2 separate regions of the Homo sapiens genome follow, and region 1 is linked to region 2. The links are chromatin contacts, found by Hi-C or POLR2A ChIA-PET in ENCODE. All regions are on one chromosome and are shown on one strand. Each heading gives the region's core, a stretch centred on a gene start or an enhancer-like site at or near the end of the contact. The rest is flanking DNA. Distances are from core to core; before and after follow the strand shown.

What was found. Hi-C counts contacts between places; a loop is a spot of excess contacts on that map. ChIA-PET counts read pairs that join two places held with the same protein, here RNA polymerase II (POLR2A). Pooled maps may share reads with other maps.
Region 1: a loop to region 2 is called in a map of mammary epithelial cell, with 5 times the contacts of the local background. The contact joins the enhancer-like site here to the promoter of GTSE1 in region 2. A Hi-C loop is called at or near these places in 11 of 168 maps with a recorded cell type or tissue (CD4-positive, alpha-beta T cell, CD4-positive, alpha-beta memory T cell, CD8-positive, alpha-beta T cell and 8 more), 5 of 37 single-sample maps with no recorded cell type and 16 of 50 pooled maps. POLR2A ChIA-PET finds 5 or more read pairs at or near these places in 7 of 52 experiments (CD8-positive, alpha-beta T cell, MCF 10A, PC-3 and 4 more).

The regions. Positions count from the first base shown.
Region 1 is chr22:46,008,641-46,011,539 of GRCh38, reverse strand. It overlaps the pseudogene LOC730668. Among named protein-coding and RNA genes, the nearest start is that of WNT7B, 33 kb to the right of the region's middle. Within about 2 kb of position 1,264, at least 3 of the 41 ENCODE cell types and tissues checked have a DNase peak (open chromatin) inside an H3K27ac peak, as active enhancers do; they include PC-3, where a contact is called at or near this core.
Region 2 is chr22:46,295,509-46,298,301 of GRCh38, reverse strand. GTSE1 (G2 and S-phase expressed 1) reads right to left here and starts at 1,432. Exons shown (of 12, transcript NM_016426.7): 1 at 1,371-1,432; 2 at 823-922. The coding sequence starts at 901. It overlaps GTSE1-DT (GTSE1 divergent transcript), which reads left to right and starts at 1,642. Exons shown (of 1, transcript NR_024009.1): 1 at 1,642-2,793. RefSeq lists an enhancer at 915-1,024 and a silencer at 1,175-1,374.

The DNA.
Region 1 (2,899 bases), core at 15-2,514, 290 kb after region 2:
CTCCACTCCCTGTCCCCACCGCCAGCCCCAGCTTGTTCCCCAGAGACCCAAGGGACAGGCTGTGGGGCCTGGCAACTCAGCCCCGACGGGCCCAGTCTAAACCGGTGTTCCGCCAGGGAGGCCCATTTGGCCGTCCGGTTGCCTAAACAGCCCAGCCTTTGTCCGGGGCGGTCACAGGCGCTGTTTGCTCAGTGCCCGGCTTGTTTTTCCCAGGCCAGTGAGGCAGGCAGAGGCACCGGAGCCATGGAAACAGCACAGACCACCTGTCCTGCCCCAGCTCCGCTCCCGCTCGGTTGCTTTCTCTGCCTCTGTGGACCTCCTGGTGCGCTGGCCCTATCCCAGCTGGGCCCTGGGCAGAGCAGGACTCACTGTCTTGCCCCCGCCCACCCTGGGACTTCAGCTGGGCCCAGCACAGAGAGAGCCAAGGGGTTTCTGGAGCTCTGGAGTCCCTCCACCTGCTCTCAGCACTCACCAGACGCAAGCTCTGTGGACCATGGGGACTGAGGGCTCCTTCCTCTGCCCCCCGGCACTCCTTCCCCCAGCCACTCTCCTGGGGAGGGGCCAGGGATGAGGCCAGCTCAGGGAAATACTCTCTGACCTGAGTTGCCCCAACAGGAAATAGGCTATCTTGAAAGGTGGTGAGTTCCCTGTCATGTGAGGCATGCAAGGGTAGACTCCTAGGGCTGCTATAAGGGAATCTTTATTGTATGGGAGGGGACATTAATGGATCGAGTGAGTATAGAAAGAGTTCTTTCTTTTGTTCATTCATTCACTCCATTTATTGACTGACTCATTGATTCATTCAGAAAACACCAGTGGTGTGGCATCCATCCTCTGGCCTAGGCTGGGTGCCAGGTGCAGAACATTCAACCGTGAGACTGCAGTCATGACTCCTGCTTTCATGGCAGGCAGAGTCACATGGGTAAGAGGATGTGGGGGAGACACACATGAGAATGAACAAGGCCTCCAGGAAGGTGGGGTAGGAGCCGAGAGGGATCAGAGAGATTATGAGTTTCGTGCCCTATTCCATGGGTGGAAAACTGAGGCACAGAGGGATACTCATGCCACATAGAACCTGGATAACTCCCCAGAGCTTCTGGGTCCACAGTCATCCAAGCTGCAAACGCCGCTGAGAATCCTGAGGAGGGGAGGCTCCTTCCAGGTGTTGGGAGTGGCTTGGGAGTGCTCCAGCAACCCCGCATGCCCCAAGCACTGCTTATGGGCCAGGCTGGGGTGGGGAATGCTGAGAGCACTGGGGAGAACCTGTTCTTGGGACTGACTTCCAGATTAAGACAATCTTGCTTCGAGGGGCTGTGTGGCTGGCTTTAAGCACCAGGAAGTTCTGATCTTCTCACCTGTTCTAGTTAATTAGTGCTGCATAACAAACAGCCCCAAAACAGTGACTAAAACTACAGCCACTTTATTACGCTCAGGAATTCTGTCCTGAAAGGGCACAGTAGGGACAACTCCACTCTACTCTGTGTGGTTCAGTGGCTCACCCGAGACAACTCAAATGGCTGGGGGCCGGGACACCTGCTGCTGGTGGATCCACTTCCAAGATGGCTTCTGCATTCGCATGGCTGGTGCCTGGGCTGGGCTGGCTGGAAGGCTGGAACTGTCAACCAGTGCACCCCCATGTGACTCCTCATGGAGCTTGGGCTTCCTCACAGCATGGAAGTCTCAGGTTGTTGAACTTCCTTCTTAGATGGCAACTTAGGACTCCAAGTTATAAGCCATATGGTCTTTTATGAGTGAGCCTTGGAAGTTACCCAACAACACTTCTGCCGCATTGTCTTGGCTGAAGTAGTCACAAGCCCACCTGGATTCAAGAGGAGAGGCCATAGGGCCCACGCTTCAATGGGAGAAGGACCAAGGACTTTGCAGCCATATTTAACACTGCCACACTAGCCTCCAATTTCCTCCTTTCCTCTCTGAAAATTCTGCCATCTGCCAAAGTTGGGCTTAAATTCCAAGCCAGAAAAACTTCCTGCTAATTCCTATCCCCAGTAACACTTCCTGCCCACCGCTGCATTCTTGGTTATGGTTGCTCTAATAAGTAATGGGGACAGTCATGAATGTGATGCCCCTCACTTGGCAACCATGCCCATGTGTTCACACATGTATATTCTTCTTTGGTTCTTAGAGTAATCCTGTGAGGCATTTTAGATGAGCGAGTGGGCATCTCACATGGAGTTTTGCGGGGTGAGTAGGAGTTTTCCTGACAGACAGGGTTTGAGGAAAAGTATGATGAGCTTGGGCACATGTACAGTTGGGTGGGGCTGGAGGACAGTGTCACTGACTTGAGGCAAGAGGCTTCTCTGTGGAGAAGTGCTCCACACAGTCCTCTGTTTTAGGAAGACTCCTCTGGCCCAGACAGTGTGAAGGCTGGAAGCTGGCCTGGGGGAGCTGGCACTGAGGCTCATTCATGGACCCCCACAAGTGCCTGTCTGCCTGTGCCTCCTACGTGGTTTCACGAGTCCTTTCAACCATTATCTGGGTGGGCATTGTCAACCCATTTTACAGATGAGAAAGCCGGGCTGGGCGCAGTGGCTCATGCCTGTAATCCCAGCACTTTGGGAAGCTGAGGCGGGCAGATCACTTGAGCTGAGTTTGAGACCAGTATGGGCAACATAGGGAGACCCTGTCGCTACAAAAATGAACCAACAAACAAAAATTAGCCAGGCATGGTGGTGTGCACCTGTGGTCCCAGCTACTCGAGAGACTGAGGCGGGAGGATTGCTTGAGCCCAGGAGGTAGAGGTTGCAGTGAGCCATGATCGCACCACAGCACTCCAGCCTGGGTGACAGAGAAAGACCCTATCTACAAAACACACACACACACACACACACACACACAAAACAGATGAGAAAACTGAGGCACCAAGAGGTGTTTCTGGAAT
Region 2 (2,793 bases), core at 183-2,682:
GTGAGAAAACTACCCAAGGGATGTCAAAATGCTTTGTGAGGCTGGGTGAGGTGGCTCACACCTATAATCCTAGCACTTTGGGAGGCCGAGGCAGGCAGATTGCCTGAGCTCAGGAGTTCGAGACCAGCCTGGGCAACATGGCAAAACCCCGTCTCTGTTAAAAATACAAAAATGAGCCAGGTGTGGCAGCGGGTGCCTGTAATCCCAGTTACTAGGGAGGCTGAGGCAGGAGAATCCCTTCAACTCAGGAGAGAGAGGTTGCAGTGAGTACAGATCACGCCTTTGCACTCCAGCCTGGGTGAGAGAGCGAGACTCCGTCAATAAATAAATAAATAAATAAATAAAAACGCTTTGAGAGAAAAAGAGGGTGTGGCCTGTAACTCATTCTGTGAAGCTGTACCCTCACCTTGATACCCAAACCAGTCAAAGACACAAGAAGAAAGGGGTTTGGGGCCAGGCTTACTCATTAACATGGTCTCAAAGATCCTAAATAAGTCTTAGCAAACAGAAACCAGCGACAAACAAAAAAGAAAACATCGAATTCAATACAATAAATATTTGAGAGCCCACAAAGTGTTAGGTGCTGTTCAGGGCATGGGAGCACTGCGGTAAATAAAACGGATGAGAATCCTGGCTGTGATGAAACTTAAAATGGGGAGGAGGTGAAAGAAAACCAGAAAACGAAGGCAGATGTCATGTGTTTCACAGGTGCAGAGTACAAGTCGAGCACTTGAGAAAGAATTTCTCAGGGAAACATTAAATCACCCTCCATCTCTACTGAACATCCTGAACAACAACAGCGCCGCAGCAGCAAGGACTTGCCTTCCTTCTTAGGGTCATCCATGTTCACGTCCCCTGCCCGGCAGGCTGAAGGCTCATCGCGGCCGCCGCCTCCTTCCATGGAGAGAGCTGTCAGAAGTCACTGCAGGGTGGAACGGGGCCAGAAAGTGAGTACGTGTCAGGGCCCAGGGCTCCGGCTTCCTTCAGCCCTCGGCTCACAGAGGCAGAGAGAGCTGAAGGCCGCGGCCAGGTCTGGGAGAGGCGGCGCGGGGGCCGCTCTGAAATGATCGCATCCCAGGGGACCCCAGGGCCCGAGTGCCGCCAGGCCGGGAGTCAGCCCGAACGCCATCAGACGAGATAACGGAATTCTCGGCTTCTGGGCCAGAGTGTTGGGGGCTCTGTTTGCCTGGGGGGCAGCCCTAGACCTCCCGGCATCCCCGACCACGGCGCGAGGGGCCTCAGTGACCCCTGCTCGAGCCCAGGCCCGGCTCCTGGCGGGGCGCGGCCCCTCCCCGTCCCGAAAACGGCGGGCACCGCGCCGCACCGGGCCCACCGGGCAAGCCTCGCCCCCGACCCTGACCCCACCTTACCCAAAGCGGCAGACGATGCAGGACGCGCCTCCGGCACGGATTTAAACGCGGCGCCGGGAGACGCGGGTTGCCGATTGGTCGGTTTGAAAAGGGCTCCGAGAGGCGGCGGGCTGGGTGCGTCCTGGGTATTGTAGTCAGGACGCTGGTAAGAAGCGTCCAGTGCGCATGCGCACTGCTTCAGCGCAGCGAATGGCTCCGCACAGCGCCAGGGATCACCCACCCGGAAGTCTGCCCGGCCTGGCCGCCAAGTGTCACTAGGTATCCGCGTCAAGCCGGAACCATGTATAGCAGCTCCTTGTGTGTAGGGAGAAAGTTAAAACTGCCATCTAAGGGTGTCGATGGGAAGACTAAAAGTAGGCTCACCCACCTGCTGTGAAGCAGCGCGCGCGAGCTGTTACTAACAGTAGTGAAAAGCCGGGATCCCTGCCCCCGAGGCACGCACTGGGGCGCCGGCTGACCCAGAGACCTGAGGGAGACTCATTGCCGGAGCTGCACAGCCTGTGGGGCTGGAGGGGAACCGTCGCCCTTGGCGGGCTTCCCCAACCGCCAAGGCCTGAGGACCGCCGAGGGCGTGGCGGGAGCCTGTCCTCGGTTTTACAGGCCGGCTGGGGAGCTGCGTTGGAGGAGAGAGCCAGGGGCTGGGGCCCGGTGATGGAGCCTGCCTTGGGGAGTGCATGTGTTGGAGAGAGGTGGGAAGCAGATAGGATAACCCTGACCTGAGCCATGGAGACGCAAGGACAGGACTGGTAGACGGGTCAGTGGGCAGCAACTTAAGACTGACCTCGCTTGAGCCTTTGCCTGCGAACGAGGTATAATACCCACCTCGGGGGCTTGAGGATCAAATGAGGGGCTCCACCCACGGCAAAGTGTCACTAAGCGGGATGGAGGAGGATGCAGGAAGAGGAGTCTGGGAGGACCCGCTCTGAAAAGGATGGAACTCGAGAGCACCATTTTCAGGGACGAAGATAAGCTGTTTATTTGGGGCAGGCTGTGGGGAGAGCTGTGCAGCAAACAGCCACCCGGGGCCCAGGGCAGAGGCCTTCCAGGCTGGCTCGGGCACTTCTGGGTCCCATGTCCCTGGTTTTGCATCATCCATACCAATCACTCCATGTTGCTATGTTCCTTCACCAGAAGACTGGGGGCTCAAAAAGGGCAGGGCAGCCCTCACTCACCAGTCTCCCCAGCCTCACCCAGCTCAGCACAGGGCACCAGGCAGGGGCTGAGAGTGCTGGGGTAGGTGGGTGTGGTCAAACAGCTTGGAAAGAGTTTGGCCTGCTCATTGCATTCCCCTCAGCTCATCCTGGGGATGTCTGCTCATGGGAGAATGGCAGAGGGATCCCCAACAGTCATTCCTGATACTCCTCTCCCTGTATCATGTCAGCACATAGTAGGTGTGGCCTATGTATGGCAGATTCATTTCTGC